Regions from separate parts of the Mus musculus genome. Here region 2 is linked to region 1. The links are chromatin loops, found by intact Hi-C in ENCODE. Cell type or tissue: left cerebral cortex. All regions are shown on one strand. Each heading gives the region's core, and the rest is flanking DNA. Links, peaks and the distances in the headings are about the cores only.

Evidence for each region. A loop is a pair of places that touch in the nucleus more often than their neighbours do. Peaks named below come from ENCODE experiments on the same cell type or tissue, not always from the same donor. Only the 100,000 strongest peaks of a DNase experiment are listed, where the experiment ranks them.
Region 2: a loop joins it to region 1, with 2.0 times the contacts of the local background. A loop is called at or near these places in 3 of 42 quality-filtered maps.

Annotation. Positions count from the first base shown.
Region 1 is chr15:80,613,802-80,623,490 of GRCm38, reverse strand. All of the region lies in intron 1 of Grap2 (GRB2-related adaptor protein 2), which reads right to left. Among named protein-coding and RNA genes, the nearest start is that of Mir6957, 27 kb to the left of the region's middle. In left cerebral cortex, for the core only: a CTCF peak has its summit at 5,443 (motif pointing right); DNase peaks (open chromatin) are centred at 5,467, 7,328, 7,592, 8,610 and 1 more place; H3K27ac peaks cover 1,126 bases.
Region 2 is chr15:80,532,011-80,541,699 of GRCm38, reverse strand. It overlaps Enthd1 (ENTH domain containing 1), which reads left to right. Exons shown (of 6, transcript NM_001163189.1): 2 at 6,953-7,201. Among named protein-coding and RNA genes, the nearest start is that of Enthd1, 24 kb to the left of the region's middle. In left cerebral cortex, for the core only: a CTCF peak has its summit at 5,448; DNase peaks (open chromatin) are centred at 5,486, 5,852 and 8,218; H3K27ac peaks cover 557 bases.

The sequences.
Region 1 (9,689 bases), core at 977-8,976:
AGAAGTAGGAAATACAGCCAGTGACAGCCCAGCCCCTCACTCCCCAACTCCCTTACCCCCCCGCCCCCCAGTCCCTGGCCTGTCCCTGCTTCTGAGGTCATCTCTGTTTGTCACTGATAAGGACAGAAGGCTTGCTATCAACTGGAACTTGAGGCCCAGGGGGCTAGAAAAGACTGCTCAGTAAACACTGTCCTGGGGCTGTCCCTCGGCAGCTATATTTAACCAGGCAGTGTTAATTAGACAGATGCCATTTTCCCTTTTACATCTGAATCATTTAAGAGAATTAGACAGTATTGGCCAATGGGGAACTCGGCATCCTTCTGCCCAGTTTGACAGTAGGAAGCGTTTTGGTTTTTGATCTGGGAAACATAGTTGGTCCAGCAACTTCTTGTAACATCATGATGTAGCCCAAGTACGTCTCAGAAATTTCAATTTCCATAGTTCTAAATTGAATTAGCCTGTTTCACAGTAAACCCCCATGTACTGACCACTGTGTCTGCCCGTATACTATAATAAATACGAACAAGGTTCAAATTCAAGGAGCTGTTGGGAATGCCACGGAAAGAACTGAGTGGAAGTGGTGTGTGTGTATGTATGTGTGTGTGCATGTGTATGTATGTGCGTATACACAGATGTGTGCTTGTGAGCATGTAAATGGCTTATGATATCAGATACCTTTGAGAATCTCAGTTTCCTCACCTTTAGAATGGGAATCTTAACATTCAGTGGATCAAGTTGTGAAATGGAGTTAAATAATAGTTGCAAATACTGCACAGAATACAGCTGGAGAGTATTTGCGTTTTAAAATAATTGTATGGGCTGAAGAGGTAGTTCTGTTGATAGAGCGCTTATCTGGTGTGCACGAGGGATTCACTATCCAGTACCACATAAGCCGGCATGGCGGCACATCATGGCGGCCCATCCCTGCAATCCCAGACTCAGGAGGGAGAGGCCAGGAGATGAGAAGTTCAAGGTCATCCTTAGCTCTGCAGTGAGTTGGAGGCTAGCCTGTGCTACATGGCATCCTGTATCAGGCTAATAATGACAGTCCCAATTTTACGGAAGAAATCCCTCCCCAGCTGAGGCAGCCTGAAGCGGAGTAGAAGACGATGTTGCCCATCTCCTATAAACTGTTCTCCCTGACTGTGGCACTTAATCAGCAGGTCTGTCACATCCTCTGATCCTCTGCTAAAACAGTCAGGGCTAAAACTGTCAGGGCAGCGGCTGGAAAGTTATGGTTCGGCATTTAGGTTTGACAAAATTTCGCTAATTCTCACCCTTTGGCTGAGTTAATAAGTTGACCCTCAGACCTAGTGGGCTCTCAGTGATCAGGAAACTGGGGAGGCAAGTAGTTTCCTCAGGAGCTTCTCTCCCTCTCAGCGAGATCTGGGGACTGCCAGGAAGGTAGCAGTAGGTGGCAGGGTGCAGCGGGGAGCTCTTGGTGGATGAGTGCGGGCTGGGCTGACTGGGGAGAAAGCAGGATGCTCTCCAGGGGCTTAGGAAACTGACTTCCTGCATCTGCTTTGTTTCCTGAAGGTGATTTGTGAGGTGACCATTACCAATCTCTAGAGGCAGACGAGCATCACTCATAAAATGCCAAATAAAATGCCATTGTTGACTCTCCGCCTCTCCCCCTAGTCAGCTACATTCTTTTTTGTACACTTTCTTCAAGATCTGTCCGTCTGAGGCAAGTGAACATGTTGGTCGACCCACTGAGCAGACAGGAATAACTCTGTCCTTCTTCCTTAAGGCTAAATGCTTTTGCTGAGTGGAGTCACCCCATTATGTTAACGTTCTGGAACCTTTCTCCAAATTAAAGTCTTGCCTCTGGTTTGCAGGGGGACGTGACTTCTGTGGGTCACCGTCATGGTATCCACAGTAGACGCTTGGTCACCTCAAGAGATCAGGTGTCGGGTGAACGGTCCTGAAAACCGTGATCCCATTTCCACACAAATTTACCTTAATAAGCGAGGTGAGAACAAGGGGAGGCAAATGCTAAATGTATTTAAAAGTCACACGAAGTGCAGAGGAGAGAAGCGTGTTCTGGGTGTGACCTTGAGCTTGGGAAGGTCAAACCTGAGCGCCTGGCTCCCGACAGCTGTAAATCACTTGGGTGAGAAGGCCCGGACAGAAGTAGAATTGCTACTTGCATAGTGTCACTTTTCTGTCTCCCCCCACCCCCCAGGGAAGGTTGGCAGTGTGGCAGAGCCAGAGGTACAGGACCTATCACACAGCTCCCCAGCTTGTAATATTAATCCTGACTCCGAAAACCCAGTTAAAAAAGCCTTCTCTTCCTGAGATCCACTCCCATTTCCCTTTGTGAGATAAAATCTGTTTGGCTGCTGTTTTATGGGAGGGCAATATTCTCTGCACTCCCTCGTGAAGAAGAGAACAGTAGTAGTAGTATGTTACCTTCAGTTTGACTGTTGAAAGGCATGGACCTTTAGATATTGATTCTTGTATATTCATTAGTGTTGATTTGGAAAAGTTTAACAAGGACCACTAGGGAAGAGGGAAATTGAACTATCAATATAGTTTATTCAGTAAATATTGATTGGTTTTTATTTATTTATTTTTCTGTAATAGTCTGCACCTGTCACTGCTACATTTTACACCTGGGAAACAAATTTCTATATTTCTATAGAGACGGCTAGGTTTCAGGGTTGGGTAGTAGTGGTGAAAGGAATGAGGGAAGAACGAAGGCAAGGAGGTGGGGAGAGCATAGCCTGGATTCAAACGTGTGTCTTCATGCTGTTCTCTGTAACTTCAGTGCTCCTGAATTCTGGAAGAGATGAAGAGACCCCTTTCCAGAGATCTCCATCCTCACAGATGGACTCAGTGCAGGGTCCCTGCCAGGGGCTGGCTTTAGAAATGGCTGAAATGCCACCTGCCACACAGCATGAGAAGCTCCAGCCTCCAGGGACAGCCAGCCGCCTCCAGTGGCCTGCCCTCCTCCCCAAGCCGTACCCCACAGATGATGCCATTTGTGGGGTTCTAATGCCAGCCTGCTTCCCGCTGGCCTTTCGTGGCTCTCTCACGCATCATCCATTAGCAGCCCTGAGACGCAGATCAGCCTCCCGGCAGGGTGACACACACCACACAGGAGTGCCTGGGCTGATCATCTCTGCCCTTGAGTTTCCTTGTAAGCTGCTTTTACTAAGGGAAAAAAAATATCACCCTGAAAAATATTCAAGTGATGTACAAGGGATGTTTATCTACATTTAAAACCTCATCGGCACAAGATGCATGTGAAAGCCACCGGGCAGTTCCTTAACATGACTCCATTTAGAAGCCACATTAAATAGATTTGTTGGAAGAACTAGTTTTCATCAAAATGGTACCAGGCAAGAAACTTCTTGAACAATTTCAGCTCCTCCTAAGTTGGCTATGAATAGCCAAGGCTTCCATTTTATGTCTCTCTTAAAAGGAGCAATTGCATAACGGCACATAGCTAAGTGAGACTCAGGCTCAGGACCCAGTGAAAGAGGAAGCCGGGTCCTAAATTGAATCAGTCATGACCACTTCCTATTTTGCTGGGGATAGCGCTCATTTGAATGCGTGCCCCAGTTTGGGTTGTAATTTAGACAGCAGAATGTCTTGCAGTGAGAAAGAGACAAAGAGAAAGAGAAAGGGACAGAGACAGAAAGAGACAGAGATGACTTTTATGAATATTGCTGACCACATATTTATCAGAACATTAACCACAAATGGAATTTTTATTAGTTTATCTATGTAGGATATTAAGAGCTTACCAATTTTGAACTTTGGGGTTTGGGTGCAAAGAAGAGCTAGAACAATTCAGTAAATATTGATTGGTTTTTATCGATTTGTTTTCTGTAGTAGTCTGTACTTGTCACCTATTATACCCCAAATGCTTCCTGATACAGACACTTGGAGGTTCCAGCCTTTATACTCTTATTGTCATTATTATGCAGAGAGAAAGTCACCTGAAGCATTGCTATGTTGATCAGACTGGCCAGGAACACCTAGACTGAAGCAATGCTCCTGCCTCAGCACTCTAAAGGCTGGGATTACACAAAAAAGACTCCGTGCAAGCAGGTGAAGCCCCTCTTGGAGCCAGCGGAAAGCCAGCTCAATTACTGTTTAGAAGTAGGACACCTTAGTGCTGCCTGGGGAGGAGGGAGGTGATTACAGCTAGGCCCCACTGTACACAATAGGAAGGTTCTTGGAAAGTTGTTCTGAATAGAGTATTTGTAAATGGAATCGTATTAGCATGTATTATAGAGACTCTCTCTACAAAGGAGCCCTGCGGGTGAAACCCTTTCGAAATGGAAAGGAAACTTTGTTATGCAAATAACTATCTTTTAATTGATCCATTTTAAAGTCGGAGCTTGTACGCATTCAATCTTAAAAAGAACACACCTGTGTGTCACCTCTAGCTTCCCCACCCTGGGGGCCAAGTAAACATTACCTGGCCATCTTGCTCAGCTCTGAAAGTGCTTTACAAAACTGCTGTTAGAGACAGAAGGTTCTACCTTGGCGTGTAGACCAGGGGTCAGGAGGCTTTTTCTGGAAAGGGCCTATAGTAAATACCTTTGGCTCTGAGTGGTATGGTCTCTGTTATGTAATGTTGTAGCCTCTAGGTCAGCCACAGATGACAGATGAATGGGTACCGTTGTGTTCCAGTCAAAGTTTATTCATGAACACTGGCATTCATTTCTTCTTGTGCTTGAGATAAGGTCTTGCGTATCCCAGGCTGGTCTCAAGCTGGCTAGGTAGACAAGGATGGCTTAAACTCCTGCTTCTCCTGCTCTGCTGAGCTTCTAGGCATGTGCTACCACAATAGGCTTAGCAGTAGACTTCTTTAATTTATTCTTTTTTTTTATTATTTTCTGTTTGTTTGTTTGTTTTTATGAGACAGGGTTTCTGTGTAGCCCTGGCTGTCCTGGAACTCACTCTGTAGACCAGACTGGCCTCGAACTCAGAAATCCCGCCTGCCTCTGCCTCCCAAGTGCTGGGATTAAAGGCGTGCGCCACCACTGCCTGGCTAGCAGTAGACTTCTTAAAGGGAGAGACTATAAGCTAATGAAGTGAGGATTAGGAATCCATAGACATGAATTGGAATCTGCAAGAGGCTGCTTGCTTCCTGGGTATTGTGTTGTCTCATCCACAAACTGCAACAACCACAGGTCCTTCGTGTGTAGACCCTAAGCAACATATATGTAGTAGGCATGTGTGTTAGAGTCTATATAATCCCCAGGCAATGCTTAGTTAATATTTCATAAGTGTTTGTTACATTCATAAAAGCATAATTAATAACCTACCACCAGAGTTACATTTGAGTCCATCAGAGGAAGGGACCTGGGTATCTAAGTTTACAAGGAACAGTTAATTTCCTACTCTAAGGTGCCAGGACTAACCAGCAAACTCAGCTGGAGACACTGAAGCACACACCCGCTCGAAGGAGCCTGCCTTATTTAATCCAACAGAGGGCAATGGTGCACCCTAAACTGCAGCTTGTACTTTGTAATTTTTTTTTCTTTCTTTCCCTCTGAGGCCTTATAATCTTTATCTAGGCAGGTTTGGTGACTGTCCCCATTGTCCCTTGTGAGTTGTGAGGCTTATAAACTGTCTCAGAGCCTAGCATCTATGAAATGCAGCCTTGCTTGGATGGAAGAGAATTAGACACCATCTTCTCCCACACATTTCTGGGTTTAAATTCCTTCTGAATGCCATGGAAAGATAGTTCCTTTCATTTCAGGGCTCTGTCTTTTTTTTTCCCCCTCTTCTTCTCCTGCCCTTCAGAAACAACATCTTACTTTGTAGCCCTAGCTGGCTTCATATTTGCAAAATCCTCCTGCTGCAGCCTCCAGACTGCTGGGATTCCTGGTGCAGGCTAGTGTGCCTGACTTTTGTTGAGCTTCTGACTATATATTAATGATCTTGTATTAAAATCTGTATTGTGTCATTTCCTTCCTTCCTTTCTTTTCTGTTCTCTTTCTTCCATGTCTGTGTGGTTCATATATGTGTGTGCATTCATAGATATTTAGGCACATTTGTGTACATGCCTGTGGATGTTTAAAAAGCAAACTTGGGTGTCTTTCTCAGTCACTCTCTAGGGATTGAGGCAGAGTCTCCTGCTGAACCCAGAGCTTAGCAATTCTGGCCAGTCTTGGTCTTGTGGGCCCACAAGCCTGCCTCAGTGGAGCACCTCTCTCTTACTTCCTAGGAACACAGGCAGCAACGATGCCTGACTGGCTTTTAAGTGGGTTCAGGGATTCAAACTCTGGTCCTCTCTGCAAGCACCTTCTCCACTAAGCCATCTCTCAAGTTCCTAGTGTGTGCATTTCCTTGCCCTGACTGCTGTAGCCATGGCTGGGATCATTCTGCCTTAGTGGGCATTTAGCTTAGCAGGGGAGGACAAAAAGGCATAGGTAAATGGCGCCTGAAAAATCTGTAATCACTGGATGGACAATGACCCTTCAGCTCCCTGTCAGCTTCTGTTTAAATGTTCTACCAGAGGCGCAAACCAATTTATGTGGGACGCAGGAGGCTTGGCTTCTCTACACGTTGGGCTCTTGAAGAACTGAAATGTTAACCTGCCTGCCAAATGTCTAAGAAGTCAGACACATCCCCTTACTGTGTCGTCCTGAATTGTCGCTAACGGATCCTCTGAGCCTTTAAAGCAGTGACCTGCGAATTCCTTCCTAGCAAGAATCCACCTCTGTTTCTTCAAAGATTTGAATCTAAGGCCAGAGAGTGTAGAACCGGGCAGCTCTAACCAGTTCATGCACGGATGGACCCTTGCTATTCTGCTTTTGCCCCAGATCACTGCTGCAGGTGGCCCTGCATCCAGGGGTGGCTCTCAGGACTCTCTTCATTGATCTGTAGCCAGGGATTCCTCTAGATATTGGTCCACTTAAATGAGAGACTCCATCACTTCCTTTTTTGGTTTAGGATCTTTTAGGAGAATAAACAGCCTTCTCAGTGGAGACAAGTGATCTCCCTCCAGAAAATAGATGCACAGCTCTGATTCCGCTGCCACGGAAGAAAGCAAGACTAGCGAAGCACATCCCACCCAAATCACTTCTATCCAGGACGCGGAGATCTCCATCCCCTCCAAAGTGACCATGGGCGTACAGGGCATTTCTTATTTTTCTCCTGCCCTCTTTATTTTCTCACTCCTATGCCCCAGGGGAGCACAAATCCCCCGTCAGGACTGGGCTTGGAGACCCAGAGGAAGTGGCTTTTGATTAGAAGCCTCCGGGGCCCCACCCCCTACTCCCATCCATTTCTGTCCTGTGCGCAGGTGTGTTCCCCAAATAACAGTTCATCTTCTTGCTGCTTCTCTTCTGCGGGAAGCCACCAACAGAGCTGTCTCTAATGACAGGAGACAAAGGGGCAGCTGGTTTGGCAGCAAGGTGGCTGAGCGGGCAGGCAGGGAGGATCATACTTTCTCCTCCTCATCTGGAGAAGCCTGAGGCTCTGTCCGTCATCACCGTGACGTGCCTGCGGGGTGGGTGGGGGTGGGGCAGGTCATTCCAGGCTTTACCACTACATTGCGCGAGGCCCTATTACCTACCAGGCCCCTCCTGGAGATTTCTGCCAACCCCGGGATCTGTCTCTTCTGCTTTCCTGATTTCCAAGTGGGAAGCTTCTCTGTGGGTTGGAAGGCACTTGGTGTTCAGGTTGTGGGAAGCATATAAGCAGGATGTTTTTCAGACACACAGACAAACGTACACGTGGTGGAGTGGGGGTGGGGGTGGGGAGCCCTTAAGCAGGTCCTGTCACCGTGATTATGGCGACTGCATTCCTCTAAGGGCTCCTGCATTATTTCTCTCTTTCTTTTAATTCCCTCTTTTTCCTTCGCAAGATTTTTTTTTTTTTTTTTTTTTTTTTTTGGTTTTGTAGGAAGGAGTGGGAAGAGAGGAAGTGGAAAGGAAGAGAGGTGTGAGGACGCTGTCCTCAGGCAGGCCCCCTCCCCTCTGCCTATACCTCAGTTTCATCCCCAGCTCTCATCACACGCCCTCTCTGTAATCCCCTCTGCCTGGCTTATATAATCAACTATTTTTTTTTTTTGTGCTTATAACATATTGTGTCATTCACCCCCAAACTTTATCGAAGAAAAATACCCTTTTGCTTTTTTTTCCCTTAACCCTAACACACATGTTCTATTAAACTCAGACAACTCCCACCCCCACCCCACCCCCTTTTTTTTTTTTTTAACCTGTCAAACTGTCAGGCGAGGCTGCCTCAGAAGAAGGGAAGCTCACAGAGGAGGGGTGGGGTGAGGTCGGGGAGGGGAGGGGCGGGGCAAACCTGCCTTTAAACCCCTGTTGCTTACTTGGGCAGCTGAGGACTCTTAGTTCTCTATGCCTCAGTTTCCCCTCTGAGAATTCAGATGACGTCCTCACTTGCCACCTCCCAGGGAAAGCGAGTGCAGAAAGCCCCGTTCAGCTCTGGCATTTGCCTTCATAGTGTCTTTTCCCCAAAGCGTTTTGGCATCGGAGTATTCTACCAACATTTCTTGTAGAGAAAAACAAATGTCAAAACTGCTTTTAAAAGTGTAAATCCACCAAGCATATGCTCCTTTTTTCTCGTTTGAAGCCTCCATCTCCCCTCACTTCCCCTGGGCAGGTGCTAACTTCTTTCTCCTGGCCATGAGCCTTGGCTGTGGTGTTAGCCAAAGATATAGCCGTGGCGTGGGATGGAGACCACTCACTAGGTAGGAGGAGAAGGTTGACTTGCCAAGGAGAAAGGAGGAAACTGATTTGGCTTCTACACTCTGCCCAAACACCCAGGGCGAGATCATGGTGTGGCTGGCTTAGAACAGGAAGCTGGGGGGCAGCTGGGGGAGGGAACATACCACCCAAGTTTCACCAACGCCTAGAGACAAGAACCCGCCAAGACCAAGCGGCCCTTGCGTGCTTGTGATCTAGGATGTGGCAAGGGTTTTACCAGTGGGCACTCATTGTAATTTTGGGGGTGGAGCAGAACTGGGAATCGAACCTACTGCTTCACAGGCACGCTAGGCAAGCTCTCTACCATTGGGCTACCTCTAGAGCTCAGCATTTATTGCTGTTATTGGTGACTGGACATGGGAGAAAGAAGCAAGATATGAGAGTGAGTGTCTGATGTTTCCTAAGGCTATGTGCTTGCTCTGCTTGGTTTCTTGGCCTCCATTGGTACTAGCAAAATCATGGGCCTTCCTCCCACCAGGTCAGGATAATTGCTAACTAGCTTAGGCCTACTGAACCTTCCTGGGTGGCTGGCTGTCAGCTAAGAAATTGACAGCAGCAATTCCCACATACCATGGAAATTCAAGCCCATTACTTCTTGGTCAAAGAGGCAATGACTGCAATAAACTGGCTGACCTCAGAGTGGGCAATCGTGGGCTCAAAGGCAATTTTAGAAATGGGAACCGTGTGTCACTTCACACAAACTGCAGCCCCCCCACTTCCTCCTCCCTCCGCCTTCTCCCCTCCCCCTCTCTCCCGCCCACCCCCTGCAACACATTCAAGGGTTTTCAAGTTCACGCTCTCTTTTAAACACTAGTCACTTACCATGGCTATATTTAGAATGTATGTTTTAAAAATTCTCCTGTTGTTTTATTAAAACAACACCATGCAAACCTCGAAACAACAGCATCAAAATGCCAAGATATCACCGGCCCTACTAGAGAGAGGTCCCTGACAGCCCCACTGGGCTGTCAAGCTGACTTCTGACCC
Region 2 (9,689 bases), core at 883-8,882, 82 kb after region 1:
TGTTTCCAACACTGTTTCTGGGTGCAGGTTTATTGTTACTGACTTTACGGGGAGGTTGGTTTTCTCCACTCTTCTTTTGTAGTGCAGGGAATAGAATCCATTGAGCCCTAGAATTTTTCTCATTAATTTTTTTGGGGACTTGGCAGTGAAGTGATTCAGTGGGAACAGCACTTGCTGCCAAGCTTAATCACCGGGGTTTAACGTCCCAGATCCCACAGGGGGGATGGAGTGAACTGACTCCTGCGAGTTATCCTCTGACCTCCCCACTAGTCCCGTGGCCTTTGCTACACACACAGCACATACTCACACCAAATCAGCATCTATATTTATTATTTTATTATTCCACCATGTGGATTCTGAGGCTAGAACCCAGGTTGCCAGGCTGGCCACAAGCTCCTTCACCCACTGAGCTTTCTCACCAGTTCCCTTGGATCCTTTGAAGCAGTCTCCTGTGTAGCCCTGGCTGGGCTTGAACTTGTGATCTTCCTGCCTCAGCTTCCTGTGTGCTTATAGGATTACAAGTATGTATGAACAAAGACAATTTTTAAAGTGACATGTTATTAGTGTTTGAGTATGTCATACTTGCATACAATGTATTTTTATCTTATTCACACCCTACTCCTTCCCTTAACTTCTCCCAGACACTCTCTAATCACACAATCACACTCCTTTCCAACCCAGGGACTTTTTTTTTAATTGCCCACTGATTCCAGTTCATGCTAAGTGTTTTCCTTTAGAATGTCTACCTACAGGAGACCACACCCTTGAAGAAAACTGTCTCTAAAAAGTTCCCGAGAAACCATTAACTGTCCATAGCTCCCCATGTAGGGGTAAGGACTCACGTGTTCCCCCTGCCTCCTGTTCTGGAATGTTGACTGGCTGGAGCTTATGCAGGTCTTGGTCAGGCAACCATAGCTGCTTCAAGTTCACAAGTACAGTAGTCCTGTCTCATCCTTATGGTCTTTCTGTAGTGAGGTGTGATGCAGATGTCCCATTTACCGTTGGGCCTCCAAAGGCACATGTTCTCTACATGTTGATGGGTCGTGAGTCTCTGTACAGAGAGGCTTCTCTGGTGAGGTCAGAGAACTGCACTAATGGTGGGTATAGATAAATGAGTTTAGAAGGCACTTTGATGCTGTCTTAGTCAGGGTTTCTATTCCTGCACAAACATCATGACCAAGAAGCAAGTTGGGGAGGAAAAGGTTTATTTGGCTTACACTTCCATACTGTTGTTCATCACCAAGGAAGTCAGGACTGGAACTCAAGCAGGTCAGGAAGCAGGAGCTAATGCAGAGGCTATGGAGGGATGTTCTTTACTGGCTTGCCTCCCCTGGCTTGCTCAGCCTGCTCTCTTGTAGAACCAAGACTGCCAGTCCAGAGATGGTCCCACCCACAAGGGGCCTTTCCCCCTTGATCACTAATTGAGAAAATGCCTTACAGCTGGATCTCATGGAGGCATTTCCTCAACTGAAGCTCCTTTTTCTGTGGTAACTCCAGCTGGGTCAAGTTGACACAAAACCAGCCAGGACAGATGCTTTAGTCAGTCTGTAAAATAATAGCCACAGGTTCTCCCCCTGGGGCCTGTGAGCTCCCCAGCCAGGGCTGTGAGGATTCAAGACTCACCTAGAGCTTGTCCTTCTGAACGCTGCTATTTTACTATTACCTAACTATCTTTTTTGGAAACTTCTGGATGAGTACTGGGTCTTGCTATCTGTCTTTTATGGCTTTTAGTTACTTTTAGTCTTGTGGCCTTACTGCTGTACTTGGAACACATGGTGCTGTTTGCCTCCATCATGGCTCTACTCAGCTGTTGAGTCTACGATGGTGAAGGTGGTTAGCCTCCGTTTGTACTGTAGTTTCGTAGCTGGATGTTTATTTGAGTCGGTCCTATCTTCTGGTCCTATTTGCCTCATGCTCATCTTGAGTTTGTTACATGACTCCATGTTCTTATTTACATGTGTGTGTGTGTGTGTGTGTGCACTCGCGTGCATGTATGTGGCAGTCAGGACAACTTTTGGGATTCCGTTCTTCCCTCTCATGTTGTTTGAGGCAGGTCTCTTGTTTCAGTCTCTGCCACTCTGGGCTGCTGGACTGTGAGCTTCTGCGGATTCTCTGGATTCCTCCCACTTCCCTGTAGGAGCGCTGGGATCACAGTGTGCGAGCAGCTCACTAGTATGTGGGTCCCAGGGATCAAACTTAGGTGTCAGACTTGGGCAAGAAGCACTCTACCTTCTGAACCCTCTCTCCTGCCCTGTGGTAACTTCCCAATAGTTTATTTTTAAATCTTTTGAAGAAAAATTTAAAATCCTACAGAATATTGATTCTGTAGAAGAAGATCCTCTAGATACATTTCATTGGAGTGGGACTAGACTTACTGACTGTGTAGTGTGGGTTAGAGTGACAGCTTCAGACTCATGGACGGAGAGGGTCTTCCCACAACTTCACATGCCCACTTGGCCTTCATGCTGTTGCTCAGTTGTATTTACTCTGTTCACTGCTGGGCTGCAGTACAGCCTTCCCAAAGTGGCCTGGAGTCTGAGCCTTGTCGTTACAGACCCAGGCTAGGGCCAACAGGCGACTTCACCTAGTTCCATGTGGTAAGACTGTGTTGTGCCTGCTTCTAGGTCCATATAAGTAGCTCTCAGTAGATCTATCCCAGAGAGCAGTGAGTGCAGACCCTCACCCCAAAGGGTGATCTCTGACACCTAAGTGGTTCAGGTCCTCGACACCAGATCAAGAGAGCTCAGCAGCCCTGTGGCTTGAGCCACACATGTGACTTTCTCCTTTGTATTTCTCTGTGGAGTTTTTTTTTTTTTTTTTAATCTTGTTTTTGAGGCTGGCAGTGCCTCAGAACTACCAGGTGTGTGGAGCAGAGCAGTGCTTTGAAGCATAGCTTTACTGTGCCAACACAACGGATGGGGTTTTGTCTTGTCTGTTTTTGTAGTGCTGTGGACGGAAGTCAGGACCTTGAGGATCCTAGGCAGGGGCTCCACGAGACACCCTTTCAGCCCCTGACTGAAAGAGGATTTTTTTTTTTAATAGAAATAACTTGGTCAGAGACTTTAGTTCAGTGCCTGTGGGTTGGGATTCTTTTGGGGGTCACATATCAGACATTCACATTGTGGTTCCTAACAATAGCAAATTTATAGTTATAAAGTGGCAACCAAGTGATCTCATGATTGGGGGCTACTACAGCATTAGCAACTGCATTGAAGGGTCACAGCTTTAGGAAGGTTGAGAATCACTGATGTAGCAGCTTCTCTCTTCCTGTCCCTGCCCTCTTTAGGCCTCTTAGAAGGTAGATTGGAGGGAAGATTAATAGGTAGATAACACGCTACTTACTATAGGCAACACACGATCTGAACTGAGGGAGATGGAGAGGAAGGATAGAGTTGGTGGGTTTGGTTGGTAGACCTGATATATGAATGGGGGAGGGGCATTGTATGTTCATATTGCCCATGTAGAATGGAAGTAAAATTCACTGCAACAGGAATGCAGTTAGAAGAGAGGATGTGGGTAGGACTGTTCAAGAGGGAGGCAGGCAGACTGTTAACATATCTTGAGTGTTATTGAAGACAGGCATATCTCTTAGCACACATATTCTTCTATAACAGACATTAATGCCCAGAACCTCTGAGTCTCTCCTTCTCCAGCATTTGGGAAACGTTCCTTGCCATGTGTCTCCATTTCACACACTGCTGAATGTCCTGGGGACAAGCAAGTAGAGTCCTCTCCTTTGTGGATGTTGGAGGAAAAGCCATCTATCAAGTGGGCAGCTTCAAACCGTGTCACGTCTCTAAGTGGCCAGGGCTGTGTACCCTCCTCACTAAGACTTATGTGACTGCACCCCACATTCATGTCCAGCATGTCACCCTTCCGTACTTTCTTTGGAAAACTCATTTTGGCTTGAAATCACCCTGTTAATACTTGCTGGGTGACTCACCCAGTGCATACATGCACTTGTCCCCTTTCCTTGCTGTGTCCTCAGTGCTCAGAACTCTCTCTTGCTCTCAGCTGCTCAAGGGATGATTCAATGGCTGCAGAAGCAGCTATGCTTGGACACCAGTCTCTTGCACAGCTGCTCTAGTGGTGCTCATCTCCAGTCTCTTACCTTGTGTTTGAGAGGGCCCAGGTTGGCCTTCTGCTTGGCCCTCCTTCTTTCTTGTTAGGTTTCAGACCCAGGACAAGGGGCTGAGGTGCACCTTTTACACATCAGAGCAGACCTGGCCTCCAGGTTTTCCCAGCATCCCTCAGTCCCTACCTAGCATAGTCCACCCCCAACCCTGAACTTTCCAGTCCAGGGGCTGAGCTGCCCTTCCCCCAGAGGCTATGTAACCCGGACATTTTGGTTTCTTCCTCTCTTCCTCCTCTTCTTCCCCCTTTCCTTTTCTCTGCATGGGCACTTTATCTTTTTCTCTTCCCCTCCCCTCTCTCCTTCCTTGCCCTCCCCAGAGCAGCTTCCCATAAGCCTGCATTTAATGTACTCTGATCTGGCTTGGATTGGCTCATTTCACCGGTGGAGAAATAACTTACCACATATTGATCTTGCTCCCATTCTACGTCTTTATTAATTTTTATGTGTTTTTATTAATATTTTTGTCACACTTTGTGATTCTCTCTTAAAAATATTTATTATCTTTACTGTATGTGTGTGGGTGTTTTGCCTGCATGATATATGTGCATCACGTGCATGCCTGGTGCTCACAGAAGCCAGAGAAGAGAGCTGGATCCCCTGGAGCTGGAGGGAATCATGGCTGTGAGCCACCACGTGGGTGCTGGGAACTGAACCTGGGGCCTCTGCAAGAGTCACTAGTACCCTTAGCTGCCAAGCCACCTCGAAGTCTCATGCTGTGCTTTGCCACTGGAGGTTGTGTATTGTAGCCCCCACCCTCTGCCATAACAGTGCACGTGACTGCTTCAAACCATGCCAGTCAGCCATCCTGGATTCCTTCAGTTTAGAGGAAGGAGAGGGAGCCCTCAGACTGGAGTGAGACGCAGTTCAGAGAATCTGTGTTTTCTAATCTTGCCCCATTCCTTTCTTCTTTCAGACAGGAAGCTGTTGTCCTTCCTGTGCTGTAAGGGTTTTATGCTGTGTCTTCCTTCGGGTCTTTTCAGAAGCATAGAAGTGAATGGATGCTTTTGTTGTTTATCTCCTCCTTGAAACAGACTTAGGGGCTCTTCTTGACTTTTCTTACTTCTTGATATGGGGCTTTAGAGGAACCCTGACTGGTACAGAGGGCACAGAATGGTAGCTCAGGGAATTAGGCAGAGTGAAATGAGATGCCCACTCCTCTTTGGGGCAGAATGCAGTGGCCTGGCCTTCCTGAAGCTGCTCTGTTCCCTTGTGGGAGTCGGATGCTTTAGGGAGGAGGCTCCCACCAGGGCAACCATCTTTCTGCTTGCTGTGCCTGCTTGCCACTTGGAGCGAGTGAGCTTCTCCTGCACCCCACCAGTCCCCACAGATTCTAAGTAAAATGTTCCAATTCCAGCCCATGATTTCTAGTTTCTAATTGGGGGTATTGCAGGAGGCTATTTTAAGCCAAGCAACTTTCTCAGGCAGCTAAGTTGTAAATTGGCTCCCAGCATCTTTCAGCAATCTGCTTCATTTACACCATAGCCAGGAGAACATTTGAAACTTTTTGATAATGTTTCTTTCTTAATTCATTCACTTAGTAAATATTTATTGAATATATGTTATGTGCCATCAGTGTCTGGAGTAAGACTCCTCTCATGGGGTTTATATTCCCAGAGAGGAAGCAAACAACAAGGGAACACACAGGTGACAGTGGGCAGGGGCAGATGCCAGGGGGAGACACAAAGGAGGGGGGATAAACTGATGGATGAGGTGGGGCTTCTTCAGAGAAATGCAGCTCTGAGGAGGAAGCGGTGTCTGAGGAGAGGACGGATAAGTCGGGGAGCCTGCATGGAAGCAACAGCTGCCTGAGTTTCTGTGGTACTGGGAAGAGGCTCAGGCTGCAGGATGAGGTACTGGTCGGGACAAAAGGGTAGCATGACACAATTTTTTTTTTTTTAAATCTCCAAATCTAAACGGTGCCCCTGTCGTCAGGGAAAGACCGCTCTTGACATCATCCCCAAGAGCTCCAGCAGACGTCCGCTTTTCATATGACACTGAGAGGGCCCAGCACACACTGTGAGGTGTCCACCAGAAACTAGGGGTGTTCAGAACAGGGTTTAAAAATATAAAGGAAATTCGGGAGGAAGAAGTGGCTAGGAGACGAGACTGGAGAAAGTAACCTTTTTGCACACACTTGCTGGTCTGTGCACACACTTGCTGGTCTGTGCACACACTTGCTGGTCTGTGCACACACTTGCTGGTCTGTGCACACACTTGCTGGTCTGTGCACACACTTGCTGGTCTGTGCAGGTACAAGTGGAGGCCAGAAGTTGAGACAGATGTGTTCCTCAATTCCTCTCTACCTTATTTTTTGAGATAGGGTTGCACTGAACCCAGAGCGTGCCAGTTTGATTAGATTGGCTGGTCAGTGCATCTCTGGCCTCCGGTCTAGGTTTCCCAGCATGGAGGCTGCAGGCACATGCCGCCACTCTTAGGTTTGAGGTGGGTTCCGGGGATCTGTACTCAAGTTCTCCTGCCCTCAGCGCAAGCACTTTACCCACTGCCCAATCTCCCTAGCCTCACGCTCAAACCTTCTTTGCGTGCCTGTGTTAGTTGATTTATTGCAGCGTATGGATGGCTTTCCAAGAAAAATCCAATAATGCATTTAAAATGAAAAGTATAATGCCAGATAAGATGCAATTCCATCACGTATTGATGATGTGTTTGCTCAGTGCGCACAGAGAGGAGTGTGTCGCCCACAGTCTTCCTGCCTTTCCACTTTGCTACATTGTCACTTCTTCATTTTCTTTAGAATAAAATTAATTATAGTTTTCATCAGTTTTTCCATGTTTAAGCAAGCTCTCGGGTATTTTTCAGGTCACTACATCCGGGAGAGGTCGAAGCAGGTCATAACTCTGCTGATGGACGAGCAGCTGCTCCATAAAGAGAGGGAAGTGGCCACGTGGACGAGGCAGCGGACCTCCTACTCCATGTCATTCCCCAGCAGATTATCTGCCACGGGGACCTCACCTACAGTGTGCACTTCTGTGCTCATCCCAGAAAGCCTTACCTCGGAGAAGAAGCACTCACAAGACTGCAAGAAGACTGCAGGTCTGTGCAGTAAAAGTACGTACTGTAAGCAGCGGCCTAACACTTGATAGGTGTCTGTTGAGAACAGCTAGACATAAAACACCAGCTTCACACAAATTACCAACTCAGTATCAGCAGGACTGTCCCACTGTTAGGCTCCATTCTGCAGGGAGCAGAGATGAAGGAGCGTGTTCAGTAGACAGTTGGATGGAAGTTTTCAGAACGTGTTGCTTCTGAATTCTCATAAAATCGTTTTCAGCGAAAACTTAGCCTAGCGGCTATTGTTCTTGGAATCTTTATTTTCAGCTTAATATTTTTTTCTAACTGGAATATGAAGGAGGCTTACTTTCTGGGAGTTGGGGGCTGGGTACATGGGCATGTTTTTAAAAATGTGGTGAAGATTCCAACATAATTTAAATATTTTTTTCTAGCATGATTCTTTGTAAGGCTTTCCTTTGCCTGCAACTTTGACTCTGGATTGCTGAACTTTGAAAGCGAGGGTGGGGGAGATATAACATTATAAGGGAAAGGAAATGATCTTTCCTATTAATCTTTCTGAAACATCAAAGAACGCCCTCTTACTGTAGCTTCTCAGGTACCTACTGGTGGGTTGAGCATGAAGGTAGGCGGGCGCTTAGGAGAAGAAAACATGGGTGAAGTCCGGCTTAGTCTTAGCTGCCCCTTGAAAGCAACCAAAATCAGTGCTAGAAATGCAGGCATCCGCGGGGCATCACAGATCGCCTCCTGCTCACAGACAGCATCCATGCCATGATGCTGGACTGAAGGTTTGCCCCCACCCCTATGTTGAAATGGAGTTCACAGTGCGCTGGTGGGAGGTGGGGCCCCTGGGAGATGGTTAGGTTCCAGGGGTAGAGCCCTCAACAGGAGTGAGCCCTGAGACCCTAGAGAGCTCGCTTACACTCCTGCTGCTGTGGGAAGAGGCAGCTTCTTAGGGCCTGCCCTTGCAAACGCTCTGATTGCAAGCATCTCATGTTTGGAAACGAGTACTGTTGTTTCTGAGTCACCCATTTCACGGTGCTGTTAGCAGACTGAGCTCACCAAGATAGCTGTTCAGCAAACCCCCAAAGAGCTGCAGGGAGTCAGCATGAGCAGTGAATCCCGATTGTCAGCAAAGCACAGAAACTTAAAATACCAGCAGTTACATCAGCACAAACTAGCTCTGAACTCATCCTCCGCTGACTTTGTCAAGGGTCACCTTGTAGCTGTGGGTCACTGACAAAGAGAGGCATTAAAAGGGGTTCTTTGTAGTTATAACAGTAAACACCACCAAATACTTCTAGAACTAGTGGAACATCTTTTTCAGGGGACCCATTTATCATGAAATAAGCACCCCACAGCTGACCCTAAGAAGTGTGACACCAGCTACGACTCGTCTGAGCTTATTTGTCACTTTTGCTGTTTTCTGTCATCTTTCTTGCTCGTGTGTGTGTGTGTGTGTGTGTATGTGTGTTATATACATGTAGGTGTGTGCACCTTGAGGGTACATGTGAATATGGAGACTGGAGGCCAATGCCAGTATCTTCCTTAACTCTTAACTGAGTCCCACTATTTTTTTTTTTTTTTTTTGAGGCAGGGTGTCTCCCTGAGCCGGGACCTTGTCAGTTCAAGCAGGGTGGCTGGTCAGGGGCCCCTTGTGTCTGCCCAGAGTGCTGGGATTACAGATTGTGCTGCAGTAGCTGGCTTCTTACATGGCTTCTGGGCTCAGTAGCCAGGTACTGATGTAAAGTCCAGCTTCAGTGCTGTTAGCATTTGTCTCTATTCAGCTCTGGGGAGCAAAGGTGGTCACTTGCAAGTCATATGGATTACATAGGTCCTCATGCTTGCATGGTAGGCCCTTTACCAGTGGGCCCATCTCCCGGCCTTTCTGTCACGTGTTGACTCCCTGTCTTCTTGAGCTTTCTTACTTGGAGTCTGACTGCCCTGTAGCAGTGGAGGCAACAGCAGTGAGGGAGTCAAGTTCCCTTCCTCACAGAGCCTCTGTGGCAGAGGCCAGCCTATGGGCACACATGCTCAGAAGAGCATAAAGCACGTCAGATAGTAGTGCGTCCTTTATCAAAAGGGACAGCAGGCAGGGGCGGCTTTAGTCAGGGGCAGATATGGGACGGGGCAGCATTTTGGAGGAGAGGAATTTAAACAGAGACATGGCTGCAGTGCTGAAGCAAGTGGTGGCCCCGTGGAGGAGCAGGAGGGTCACATGCTCCTGCCTCTAGCCAGCCACAGCTTGGGTGACAACAAACTTGTCACTATAGAAGTAACTCGTCCCATGTGTGCCATGTCTGTGAGGCACACAAGAAATTCTGGTTTGTTAATTTTATAGTCATAGAGTACGATCCAAGCAGCATCTCCCAATGTTATGACACACCTCGGTCACCAAGAAGAGCTCTGAATGGCTGTTTTTTTAAATCATGAACTTGAAGACATAGTGGCACACAACTGAAACCGCAGTACTAAAGGACCCAGTCAGGAGAACCGAGCTTGAAGCTAACCTGTGCCACACAGCTGG